Regions from separate parts of the Homo sapiens genome. Here regions 1 and 2 are each linked to region 3. The links are chromatin contacts, found by Hi-C or POLR2A ChIA-PET in ENCODE. All regions are on one chromosome and are shown on one strand. Each heading gives the region's core, a stretch centred on a gene start or an enhancer-like site at or near the end of the contact. The rest is flanking DNA. Distances are from core to core; before and after follow the strand shown. Region 1 holds the start of ZBED2 (zinc finger BED-type containing 2). Region 2 holds the start of CD200 (CD200 molecule). Region 3 holds the start of PHLDB2 (pleckstrin homology like domain family B member 2).

Region 1 (4,147 bases), core at 1,405-3,904, 260 kb before region 3:
TTTCAGTTCTTCCTCACTAACTCCTTTTCCTTTGACAAACCTTAATATGAAATCAGATTATATTTTAACTATTTATGAATAAGTTTTATATAATCTATACTGAATGTTTAAACTAAGTAAGTTGAGAGGTTTTTCATTTCTCTGTGCTAATTACACATTAATTAGTTTAAGCATTAGGTTGTTAAAAAGACACACCGGACTCAGATTATACTGATGAAACAACTTTAATATAAGCAAGAAAATACATTGCAGCAATAACAGGAGAAAGAGACGCATTGGAAAGGTCCAAAGATCTGAGGCTCACAGTTCTTTGTCCTTCCACTTGCTGGGTCACACAGAACAAGCTTTTATTCATACTGGTGGTCTGGAAACTCCACCAGTACATGTGCTAAGACCTCAGTCCTAGGAAGATTAAGCTCTGCTTCCGGCAGGGTGTCTGCAAGTGAGCTGGTCACATAGGCACATTCCAGCTACCTAACCAGCCTCAGCCCTCAAAATCGTCAGCTCCACCAAAACCGAGTGCTAGGCAAAAATCTGATTATTTTGTTAAACAACGCTGACTGGCTGGTACATTCTGCCCTGAAACAACTCACAGAGTTTTACTTTGGTAGAAGCATTTATCTTTAATAGGTACATTTTAGAGTTTCGGCCAAGGGTCAGCAGAGCTCTAGGAACCTCGTAGATAAGCATTTGGTCAATTCAGACCTGCTCAGATTAACTCATACTGTGCACTATTTCACATAAAAGCAAAATGTCACCAAACTACTTTGCTTTACATTTGAGTTGAAACTAAAATGGCTCTTTTCTACAAGTCTAGAGTCAATGTTTTCAGAATAGATTCTCCAAGCCCAATTTAAACAAAATGGAAGGGATGTACTGCTGCAGGCAGCTCTTTCTCCCGCTGGCATGCCTCCTTCTCAGCCCTCACCTTCCACTTCATCTCCAGGATGGCCCTTTCCACCTCCTCCAGGGCTCGCTCCCTTTTTTCCACAGCCCTCTCCCGCCATTCCACTGCCCTTTCCCTCCTAAGCACCTCCTTTTCCCTTTGGCTGGCCCACAAAGCCATGGTGCCCACCTGCTCCAGGAGCCTACCCCAGTTACCCTCAATGCCTGTGGGGAGCTGGGGCCCGTGGGGCCTTGGATCCTGGCGCTGCCCAGCCTGACCATGGCCACTCTTCTCCAGCTCCTCTCTGTGCATGCTTTTCAGATGCTTCCACAGTGCAGTGGTGCCCACGTTGACCCCAGGGCCACGGCTCACCTGCCTGCCACACAGGCGGCAGGTGGCATACTGGTTGGGATGGTGCCCAGCACGAGCAGGAGCTAGGTGGAAATATTCCCATGCCTCAGAGAACCGGGTGCCCTTGTTGTGGGGCATTGGAGTGGGCATAGCACTCACAAAAGGGCCAACCAGTTCTCCTGTCTCACTAATCTCTTCCTCCTCCTTCATCTCTAAGTCCCCTTTTGCCTTCATCATTGTTCCCTCCTCTTCCTCGTCTTCCCGCCTCATCATGTCACCTCTTCTACAGCGTTCTTTATGATGTGCTTAGATGTGAGCCAAAAGCTTATTTGAACCACAAGATTAAATATATATTTGGGAAGGGCCTGTGGTAACTCTTGGGGATTCACAATAATGGCCAAAGTCTGGCCACACCTGGGTGGTGTGAGGTTTCTTCCTTTCTGCTTCACTGGAGAGTCAGGGGTGAGTCAGATACAAGCAAAACAGCCCAAGAGTGCATTCCTTCCATGCCCCAGATACTTACTTATCCTCCCTTGACTAGGCCAGAAAGACAAAACATATCAGTTCCTGTAGCAAAGGGGTTCTCTGGTCCAACAATTACAAAGCTCTTTGATGAACTCAGTGTTTTCTGCATCAACCACCACGACAGGTATTTTTGAATATTGAAAATTTTAGGTTTTCTTGTTTCTCCTCCTGGTTGTTTCCACTGTTTCTGTGCTTCTTATTTCCTATAATTGCATTTTGGAGGCAGGAGAAACAGCCTCAGGGTTCAGGCTTTTCAGGACCAACAGAGCTAGGGCCTCACTGGGTCTTGCTCAAAGTAGGTAAAAGCAAACACAGGCAGATGCTGGTGCAGGAGACAATCTTGCTTCCTAAGAACTGTTGCAACAAGCAATCCAGAGTAGACAAAGCCTATGAGGATCTGGATAATAAAGTTCCCAATGCAAGGTCAGTTTGTCCTTAGAGGTGTCTCTCAGAGGCCAGGAGTCTAAGAAATCCAAAAAGCAAGCTCAGCTGTTTCAGCAGGAGGAGCTGGGATGCACAGAGGAGAAGGTGGAGCACATCTTCACAAACACAGCGTTGCCTGGCTGTCCTTAGCAAGCAGCTCACCATACTCCACCTTCTCCACCAGGATCACCTGCAAAGCCAACAGCCAATAAGACCTTCCTGAGGCAACTTACTCCAGATGTTTTGCTCTTTACCTCATTTTAAAGATAAATAAGTAAATGGAAAATCATATTACATTTAAAAACAGCCCGACTTCTCTCTCCTTTCTTGGGTCATTTCTTAAACTAATGAGAGCTTTATTTAATCAAGCTCTGCAACCGTGAACAGTTAGGAAATTCCCCCCAGCCACAAGTGGGTACTTACAAGCAGGCAAGGCTCTGGACTTCTCTCTGATCTTTCCTGCGCAGAGTGAAAGCACTCCTGCACACCTTGGATGTCTATTAGCTGACTCCTACCCCCAGAAGGAGGGCACCTCCAGTTCTGGTTTCCTCCCACTTCTAGGGAAGCATTGTTTCCAGGTAGGTGTGTCTGTGCCTGTTGGGTTTTTCTGCAACACTTAGACACAGATGCAAACCTTTTCTCCACCCCCTCCACCACCAAGAAAAGGATGTTCCTGGCATATGTCATGCAGCAAAACAGTAAGTCAAGCACCTACAAGTCTTAGTTCTCTTTTTTGATGACTAGATTACCTAACCTCTCAAGTAAAGCAAGCGATTTGAAGGAGGAAGAGTGGGAAAGGCTGAAATATTAAATGTATACACACATATATATTATATATATACATACATTATATATAATATGCATAATATATATATGTGTGTGTATACATATTTAGATTGAGAAGGAAAACCTACCAAGAGGAGATAGGAAGACTCTAAAGAAGGTATCAATAGAAGAAGAAAAAACTTTGTGTTATAAAAGGAAAGATAGAAATGGCATTGCAGGCCAGGAGCCATGGATCTTGCCTGTAGTCCCAGCACTTTGGGAGGCCGAGGCAGGTGGATCACTTGAGGTCAGGAGATCGTGGCCAGCTTGGCCAACATTGTGAAACCCTGTCTCTACTAAAAATGCAAAAATTAGCCAGGTGTGGTGGTGCACGCCTGTAATCCCAGCTACTTGGGAGGCTGAAGCAAGAGAATTGCTTGAACCCGGGAGGTGGAGGTTGCAGTAAGCCAAGATCATGCCACTGCACTCCAGCCTGGGCGACAGAGGGAGACTCTGTCTCAAAAAAATAAATAAATAAAATGAATAAATAAAAATAAAAAAAGAAAGAAAAGAAAAAGAAATGGCATAGCAGAAAATATGTAGAGGTTGACAGTTAAATTAAAATAGAAAAAAAAGATGGGGGAAAAAGATTCAAAATAGGAATGAGACTGGGAGGAGTTTTAGAACATGAACCACATTTCTAAACCAAATCTTGGAACGCAAAGTCTAGAGAGAGTCTAGAATGTTTGAAATTTGGATCATTTCAGAAAATCTGAACCTAGAGAATTCATGAAAGTCAAATCTTTTCAAAATTTTTAGACGTTAACCAGAGTTCTTCAGTGAGCCAGTTGCCTTCGTAAAATAATAACACCCCCACTTACTCCTGATATTACCATATCGTCATCTTTGGTGGGTTAACTAAAGAGAAAGGAAATGAATCATAAGAATGGTTAATGTCACTGGATTAATGCAAAACTTTGTATCTTTTTCTTTTTTTAAAAAAACATTTTACCTCCTTTACCTTTTTGTCTCTTCCTGGACCAACTGGAGATAAAAATCAATCTTTGGCATCTATTGAATTAAACTGAACACTCTCCTTTACTTAATAAGAATGTATTTTAGAGGATCTGGTTTTGCTTTTAATTTTTTAGTGGAGAGACTAGCATCCCTGGCCCATATATGTATCCCCATTATCTG
Region 2 (4,025 bases), core at 491-2,990, 470 kb after region 3:
TTCAAAATCAGGTGAGCCTAGTCTATGGTGTTAGAAGTAGGAGAATAGGGGCCGGGCGCGGTGGCTCACGCCTGTAATTCCCACAACTTTGGGAGGCTGAGACGGGCGAATCATGAAGTCAGGAGATCGAGACCATCCTGGCTAAACGGTGAAACCCCGTCTCTACTAAAAATACAAAAAAAATTAGCCGGGCGTGGTGGCGGGCGCCTGTAGTCCCAGCTACTTCGGAGGCTGAGGCAGGAGAATGGCGTGAACCCAGGAGGCAGAGCTTGCAGTGAGCCGAGATCGCGCCACTGCACTCCAGCCTGGACGACAGAGCGAGACTCCGCCCCCGTCTCCCACCGCCCCCCCCCCAAAAAAAGAAGTGGGAGAATAGGTCAGGTGCAGTGGTTCATGCCTGTAATCCCACTGCTTTGGGAGGCAAAGGTAGAAGGAGCATTTGAGGCTAGGAATTTCAGGCCAGCCTGGGCAACACAAGACCCCGTGTCTGGAAAAAAAAAAAAAGCTGGACATAGTGGCTGCACAACTATCATTCTAGCTACTCTAGAGGCTGAGGTGAGAGGATCCCTTGAGCCCAGGAGTGAGTTATGATCGCACCACTGCATTCCAGCTTGGACAACAGAGCGAGACTTTGTCTGTAAAAAGAAGCAAAAACAAAACCCCAAAGCTTTGTCCCAGCTCCTTATGAGAGGGTGGTAGTAGTAAAACACAAAAGCCTTCAGGAGGTGAACACTTGATGATTTCTTTGTCCTTTTTTTTTTTTTTTTAAGAGCCAAGAACTCTGGAACAAGAAGAAGAAGACGAAGGAGGAGGAGGAGGGGGAGGGGGAGGAGGAGAAGGAGAAGGAGGAGAAGGAGAAGGAGAAGGAGACGGAGAAGGAGGAAGAGGAGGAGGAGGGCCGGGCGCAGTGGCTCACGCCTGTAATCCCAGCATTTTGGGAGGCCGAGGCGGGCGGATCACGAGGTCAAGAGACCGAGACCATCCTGGCTAACATGGTGAAACCCCGTCTCTACTAAAAATACAAAAAATTAGCCGGGCATGGTGGCGGGCGTCTGTAGTCCCAGCTACTCGGGAGGCTGAGGCAGGAGAATGGCGGGAACCCGGGAGGCGGAGCTTGTAGTGAGCCAAGATAGCGCCACTGCACTCCAGCCTGGACCACAGAGCGAGACTCCGTCTCAAGAAGAAGAAGAAGGAGAAGAAGGAGAAGGAGAAGGGAAAAAAGAATCCTCATCATTAATGCAAGTGGAAGGAAACTCTTCACCAAAGAATTGATCACATCATGAAAGGTGAAATCATTACGGAATTGCTTAAATATATAATTTGAATCTGGATTTAAAAATAATAAATGTAAGTTTTTTCTTTAAAAAAAAAAAAAAGTCCATTGGTTAAATTCAGCTTGAATCCTTTGCCACTACATCAAGAGCTAACAGGTCAACAACTGATCTCCACAACCTCCCACCTCATTTCCTTTCTCAGTCCAGGTAGCAGGAAAATGGAAAAAAAAAAATGATTTTTTTTTTCCAAACACTTTGTCAGTTTCCCCAGCGGTCACCTTTGAAAAGGGAAAAATGTCTGAAAATAGACAAAGCTGAATATAAACATCATTTAATTCCCCCCACACAGACAGCCTCCGCTCCTGTGAGGGCGTGGGGAAAACGGAGTGGGAGAAGGGGGCTAGCGAGGAGGAAGAGGCGGGAGGTGCGGCAGGGGCACAGGTGACGCTCCTCCCGCCTGCCTAGCAGAGCTCCAGGCGCACATCCGCAGTCAGCCACCTCGCGCGCGCCTCCAGGAGCAAGGATGGAGAGGCTGGTGAGCGGGGCCGGGGCTTGGGAAGGAGGGCGCAGGGCAGGCGATGTTGAGCCGGTGGCCCTGGGGCGGGCGGCGAGTGGAAGGCGCGGAGCTTCGGCTCTTGCCACAATCTGGTCCGGGGACTAGATCAGCGGTGTTGATGGCAGCGCTTTTCTCTAAGCGCTTTCTCTTGCTGAGAAACGGATTTTGCCTTCCAAAGGGTGGTTTACAGGCAGCTGCTGGCGTCCAGATTCTCCATTCCAATTGCCTGAAAAAAAGATGCACCAGGCCGGGGCTCCGGGGGCTCTTGATCCGCGCTGACGAAGCTGGCGCATCCTCCGGGCAGGCTCGGCTCGGCTCACTGGCTCCAGCTCCCAAAACTGGGGAGGCACAGCCTATTTTAAACTGCCCCCAAAAGGGAAAGAGAAATGCTGTATTGGTTCCATATTGGCACCAAAAGCTGCGGCGGAGATACAGATTTCCAGGCTCGCTTTCTCCGGGAGAGCTCCTGCGTCTCCTCTTTGTTATGCAGCCCCTTTCTCCCTCCTAGCCCTTGCCTGGGGGAAGCCATGAAGGATCAGTTAAAGCTGAAGCTACACTTGAGAGAGCTGAAATGCTCTGTGATCATAATGCTTTGAAGGGTTAACCCCGGGTATCTAGAGAAACAGACATTTTGTTTATTCGGAACCAGCTTACAAGACAAAAAACGGAGAAGGTTTTCATATATCCCATTGGTATATGAAATCCAAATACAATGGTATTGGTATAAGAATCCAAATACAGTGAATGCCTCAAGATAATTTTTTCATGTATGGTTTGTTGGCAAGACCACATAGCCAATGATTTCACTGTCTTTCTTAACAAAGGAGAATGGTGGTCTGTGAGCTACGGTCTACTGCAAGCTAGATGCTGTTAATCTTCTTTGTAACTATCCTTCTAAAAATGAATTATTACCTCGTTTTACACATAAACAGGCGGAAAGGCTGATATTTCCAAGTCCTTGTGACTACATGTGGGGTAATGTGGATTTGGACATAGAAACTTGCTGAGGAAGAGGCATGAATAGGGGCAATATAGCTACCAGGTGGGCAGCTGTCTGGTAAGACCCAGGTTTTTGTGAACCCTGGACTGCATGGCAAGGGTTATAAGTGGGCTTCTTTGTTTTCAGGACTGTAGTTCCCCCTATATGATTTGATCGATTAATTTTTTTAGCTACCTAACACGTATTGGCATTTACTATAACCTAGGCTCTATACTAAGTGCTTTAATTGCCTAATTCTCATAATAACTATGTGAGATAAGAGCAACATTTATTTAGTGCTTATTTCTACTGGCAGTATTCTAGGAGCTTTATATACTACTTCATTTAGTCTTTTTAACCATTAGATTGGTACTATTACTTTTCCGGAGTCTCAGAGAGGTAAAATGATTTCTTTTGCTCACAAATCTAGTATTTGTTTTAGCCCCGGTCACCTCCCTGTAAACATATAAATACTGTTGTTTTCAGATTGGTCGTATTTTCAGTTATTCTGCACAGACTCGAGGAAAAAAAAAACCTGTAAAATAAAAATACGTATCTATTTAAGAGTAAGGCTTTCCTTCTGATTTCCTTTGCCTCAATCACTGTGTTTTGTTTCTTAACATTGCTGGCTCCCAGTCCACAATATATGGTTTGGTATGTATCTGCTTTCTCTCTTGTCCTAAAACACAGATTTTCTCTATGAGAGCTTGTCCATTCTGCATTCTTCATCATGGCCTCTGGTAGAGCCTGGATTTCCACGTCAGAGAAGCCTAATGGTTTAAAAAATATCACATAGAATTGGAATGCCAGTATCTGTCTCCACAATTGCCTTAGCTGAAAATAAAACAAAATGTGTTGGGTGGGCACTGGCAATGGAGCCTGAGGAAATATTTGGCCTGATTTTTTCTGACTTTCCTAGATAATTAGATAGGATGGAACAGTCTCAGTAATACTGAGAAAATTATCGAGTTATATATTTTTTTTCACTTCAAAACCAAAGCCTTTGTGAGTATAATACCCAGCAGTGGATGGGCAGGGTGAGCAGATCTTTGTAGGCTGTATGTATTCAGGCAGCTGAACCATCTTGGGTTTCTCAAAGAGCAGTGACTATGTTATTAGTCTTAGACCTATGAAGACAGGAAGAGAAGTCACAAGGAAGGGATAGCATGCTTATGGTATGCTTGGGTATCGAATAATAAAATATATCTGCAAAGAA
Region 3 (3,860 bases), core at 1,291-3,790:
CATCATTTATTCTTGAGCACCATTTACATGTCCGGTATCCTTGTAGGCACACTAGGGATATAGCACTGGAGAGAACAGGCAAAACTCTCTGCCTGCCTGCCTTACATTCTAGTGAGGAGAGACAGACAATAAACATAATTTAAAAAGTACATTTTACAATATAGTAGAATGTGGTGACTTTGTCAAAAAGTAAATTTAAGTAGTATGGAAAACACATTTTAAACTTTTAAGTAGAGTGGTCAGAGCAGGCCTGAGCAACACGGTGACATTGAACAGGGTCTTGAAGGAAGTGAGGGAGTGAACCATGCAGATACTTGGGAGGAGGGAATTATAGGCAGAGAGGGCAATTAGAACAAAGGCCCTGAGATAGAACGGATTTACCTAGGAATCTAGTCTACGAGGCCACTGTGGCAGGGGCTAAGTGAGTGATAAAGGGGAAGTAGGAGGCTGGGCACAGTGGCTCACACCTGTCATCCCAACACTTAGGGTGGCGGAGGCAGACAGATCGCTTGAGCCCAGGAGTTCAAGAACAGTCTGGGCAATGTGGTGAAACCCCATCTCTGCAAAAAATTCAATATTAGCTGGGCATGGTGGTCTGCACCTGTGGTCCCAGCTATTCAGGAGGCTGAAGTGGGAGGATCACTTGAGCCCAGGAGGTTAAGGCTGCAGTGAGCTATGACTGTGCCATTGCACTCCAACCTGGGTGACAAAGTGAGGCCCTGTCTCAAAAAAAAAAAAAAGAAAAGAAAAGAAAAAAAAATTCCAAGGTAATGGAAATAAAATGATTGTATGTTTATGGGGATGATCCAAAAAAGAGGAGGAAAGAGATGACGTGGGTGAGAAAAGAACATTGCTGGAGCACTTAACTGTTTAACTGTTGGATTGATCAGTGTATGTATGCTTCTGCAGGGCAAAAACTCAGGACAGGGAAAAGAATTCCTCTAAAAAACCCGGCATTCCTAACAAACATATGAAAAAAAGCTCATCATCACTAGTCATTACAGAAATGCAAATCAAAACCACAACGAGATACCATCTCACGCCAGTTAGAATGGCAATCATTAAAAAGTCAGGAAATAACAGACGCTGCAGAGAATGTGGAGAAATGGGAACGCTTTTACACTGTTGGTGGGAGTATAAGTTAGTTCAACCATTGTGGAAGACAGTGTGGCGATTCCTCAGGGATCTAGAACTAGAAATACCATTTGACCCAGCAATCCCATTACTGGGTATATACCCAAAGAATTATAAATCATTCTACTATAAAGACACATACAAACGTATGTTTATTGCAGCACTGTTCACAATAACAAAGACTTGGAACCAACCCAAGTGCCCATCAATGATAGACTGGATGAAGAAAATGTGGCACATATACACCATGGAATACCATGCAGCCATAAAAAAGAATGAATTCATGTCCTTTGCAGGGACGTGGATGATGCTGGAAACCATCATTCTCAGCAAACTAACACAGGAACAGAAAACCAAACACTGCATGTTCTCATCATAAGTGGGAGTTGAACAATGAGAACATATGGACCCAGGGAGGGGAACATCACACCCTGAGGCCTGTTGGGGGGTGGGGGACAAGGGGAGGGAGAGCATTAGGACAAATAACTAATGCATGCGGAGCTTAAAACCTAGATGAAGGGTTGATGGGTGCTGCAAACCACCATGGCACATGTATACCTGTGTAACAAACCTGCACGTTCTGCACATGTATCCCAGAACTTAAAGTATAATTAAAAAAGAAATTTAAAAAAGACATTCCGTAGGTGAGGCTCTCCCTAAAAGTCAAACTTTTACTTGCACATATGAAAAGTGTAATCATTAAATAAGCTATTTCTTCAGTGACGGTATACTGAGTTCTGCTCATGGTGCCAAGTACTTTGCATATATTATTCAGAAGCTTATTAGCTGCCCTGCAGCACCAGTATCATTTATTGCTGCACTCCAGGTGAAGAAATTGTTGCTGGGAGCTACAACAACTTGCCCAAAGCCACAATGATCATAAGTAGTTTGCGCTTCGTTGTGCTCTTCTTTGCTGGTGTGAGATTCTCGAGGGCCAATGTCCTTCATCTGCGTAACTCTAGGGACTCGCCCAGACCTTGGAAGAGGTTCACATTCCCGCGTGCCGAGATTGATTATGGGCCACCCTCGGTCTCATTCGTTGACTTCCAATAAAGCATTGGCTGGTGGACCTCTACATCAGCATTGTTTTCATTGGATATAGCAACTCAGAAAAATATTGGGGAAAATATAAAAACTTTCAAGAGATATGATTGCAAGAAAATCAGAATGAGTTTAAAACCCTCCTGACCCCAGTCCTTAGCTCAGGCCGTTCTCCAAGGATTTTGCAAACCTGCTTTCTGACGCAGCTGGTAAACTTGCCCCGGGGCGAACTGTCGGAAGGAGGTGCGGTCACCTGGAGTTTCCCAATAGATACTTCGCTGTCTGGTGAGGAAATCATCACCCTAGGACGTAAACCCTCCCGCCCTTCTTTCAGCTCTTAAAAAAAGCCTGCCACGAAAGTCCCTACTGCGTTGCTGCGAACGTAGCTTTGAGAAGCTGGCGCCCAGTGATGGGGCAAACAGCCATGCCCTTCCAGCAGCCGTGAAAGCCCCAACAGCAAACTGCCTGGGAGCGGGGCAGGTCACCAACTTCGTTGCTCGAACTCCCTGGGTGCCCGCCGCGGTGGTTACAAAGGGGGTCAAGAGTGCCGGACCCAGCCGCGCGGAGCCCACCATTGCGGCCCGAGGGGGACCCGACGGGGGCCCGACGGTGTGGCGTGGCGCAAGGAGCGCGCCTGCCTTCTCTCGCCGCCGGGAACGGGCTGCACCAATGGCCAGGTGAGGAGGCGGCGGTGGTCGCCCGGGAGGAGGGGGTGGTGCCGACTCCGTGTGCCAGGAGTGCGTCCCGGGGACGCTGCCTCCCCCGCGGCCGAGTTGGTTGCCGCCGGTTGCGCTGCGGAGGGTTGGGGGCGGAGAGGAGGCAGTGGCTGCCCGGGCCGAGGAGGGGCGCGCTGACTGCTCACCGCGAGTCAGGAGGGGCCGGCGGGCTCACGGAGGGAGACAGGGTGGGCGGGGGCAAAGGCTAGGCGCTAGGGCGGCGGCGCCAGCGTAGAGCGGCGGTTTGGAGGAAAGATGAGACGGTGAGTGGGCTCCGGGGACACAGAGTTTCTTTGCTTCTTTACAGGCTGTAGGGACAAAAGCCCGGGCTGGGGTCGGCAGTGCCCAGGCTGCGCAGCTGGGTGGGTGGGGGTGGCGAACCCCGTTGTGCATGACTCTCGGGGGGCTGGGTAGATCTCCGGTTGAGGGGATCCCGGGGAGGGAGTGTCTGGTAGGGAAGATGCTTCCAGAGTGATTGTAGAAAACAGGCAGAATGTGGGGGAACTGGGGGCAACTTTTTCCAGCAACTCTGGAATGCACATGGAGAGAGGGATGGGGATCCTTGGGATAGCTCCCTGAGAAAGAGAAGGTCCGCTGCTGGATGGTGTAGGGCGCGGGATTCAGAGAAGACTCCCTCCCCGCAAATATTTGGCTAGCTGCGCTTCTAGTTCCACTTTCTTTCAAGAGTGAACCTACGAGCTTTAACCGCCAAAAGCGGCTGATTTCGATTTGGCCTTTGACCCCCCACTGAAAGTTTACAGTGTGGCCGTCTCGGCACCCCTAGAGATAGCAGCTGGAAGGCTTGGGGAGTATTTTAACCCTCTGTTTCTCCAGCTCCCTGCGCGGCGGAGGCGCAGCTGAATCGTTTGCTGGTTCGCTTAATAACTTAGCCCTAGCAGTCATCACTTATTAAAGCGCCGAGGACCTGGCTAACTCCCGCCACCACCAGGAAATTAAAAGGCTGACAGG

What was found. A loop is a pair of places that touch in the nucleus more often than their neighbours do. ChIA-PET counts read pairs that join two places held with the same protein, here RNA polymerase II (POLR2A). Pooled maps may share reads with other maps.
Region 1: a loop to region 3 is called in a pooled map, with 2.5 times the contacts of the local background. The contact joins the promoter of ZBED2 here to the promoter of PHLDB2 in region 3. A Hi-C loop is called at or near these places in 2 of 168 maps with a recorded cell type or tissue (HCT116 and PC-9), 1 of 37 single-sample maps with no recorded cell type and 2 of 50 pooled maps. POLR2A ChIA-PET finds 5 or more read pairs at or near these places in 1 of 52 experiments (PC-9).
Region 2: a map of ascending aorta shows a loop between it and region 3 (2.7-fold over the local background). The contact joins the promoter of CD200 here to the promoter of PHLDB2 in region 3. A Hi-C loop is called at or near these places in 1 of 168 maps with a recorded cell type or tissue (ascending aorta) and 2 of 50 pooled maps. POLR2A ChIA-PET finds 5 or more read pairs at or near these places in 1 of 52 experiments (T-cell).

What each region holds. Positions count from the first base shown.
Region 1 is chr3:111,592,692-111,596,838 of GRCh38, forward strand. ZBED2 (zinc finger BED-type containing 2) reads right to left here and starts at 2,655. Exons shown (of 2, transcript NM_024508.5): 1 at 2,609-2,655; 2 at 209-2,375. The coding sequence starts at 1,510. The coding sequence ends at 854. The region is part of intron 5 of CD96 (CD96 molecule); the gene reads left to right.
Region 2 is chr3:112,331,416-112,335,440 of GRCh38, forward strand. It overlaps CD200 (CD200 molecule), which reads left to right and starts at 1,741. Exons shown (of 6, transcript NM_005944.7): 1 at 1,741-1,809. The coding sequence starts at 1,798. LOC105374042 (a long non-coding RNA gene) reads left to right here. Exons shown (of 5, transcript NR_147411.1): 5 at 771-1,339. RefSeq lists enhancers at 1,408-2,365, 2,366-3,322, 3,819-4,025.
Region 3 is chr3:111,856,725-111,860,584 of GRCh38, forward strand. It overlaps PHLDB2 (pleckstrin homology like domain family B member 2), which reads left to right and starts at 2,541. Exons shown (of 18, transcript NM_001134438.2): 1 at 2,541-2,852. All of the region lies in intron 1 of LOC105374040 (a long non-coding RNA gene), which reads right to left. RefSeq lists enhancers at 2,363-2,949, 2,950-3,534 and a silencer at 2,999-3,058.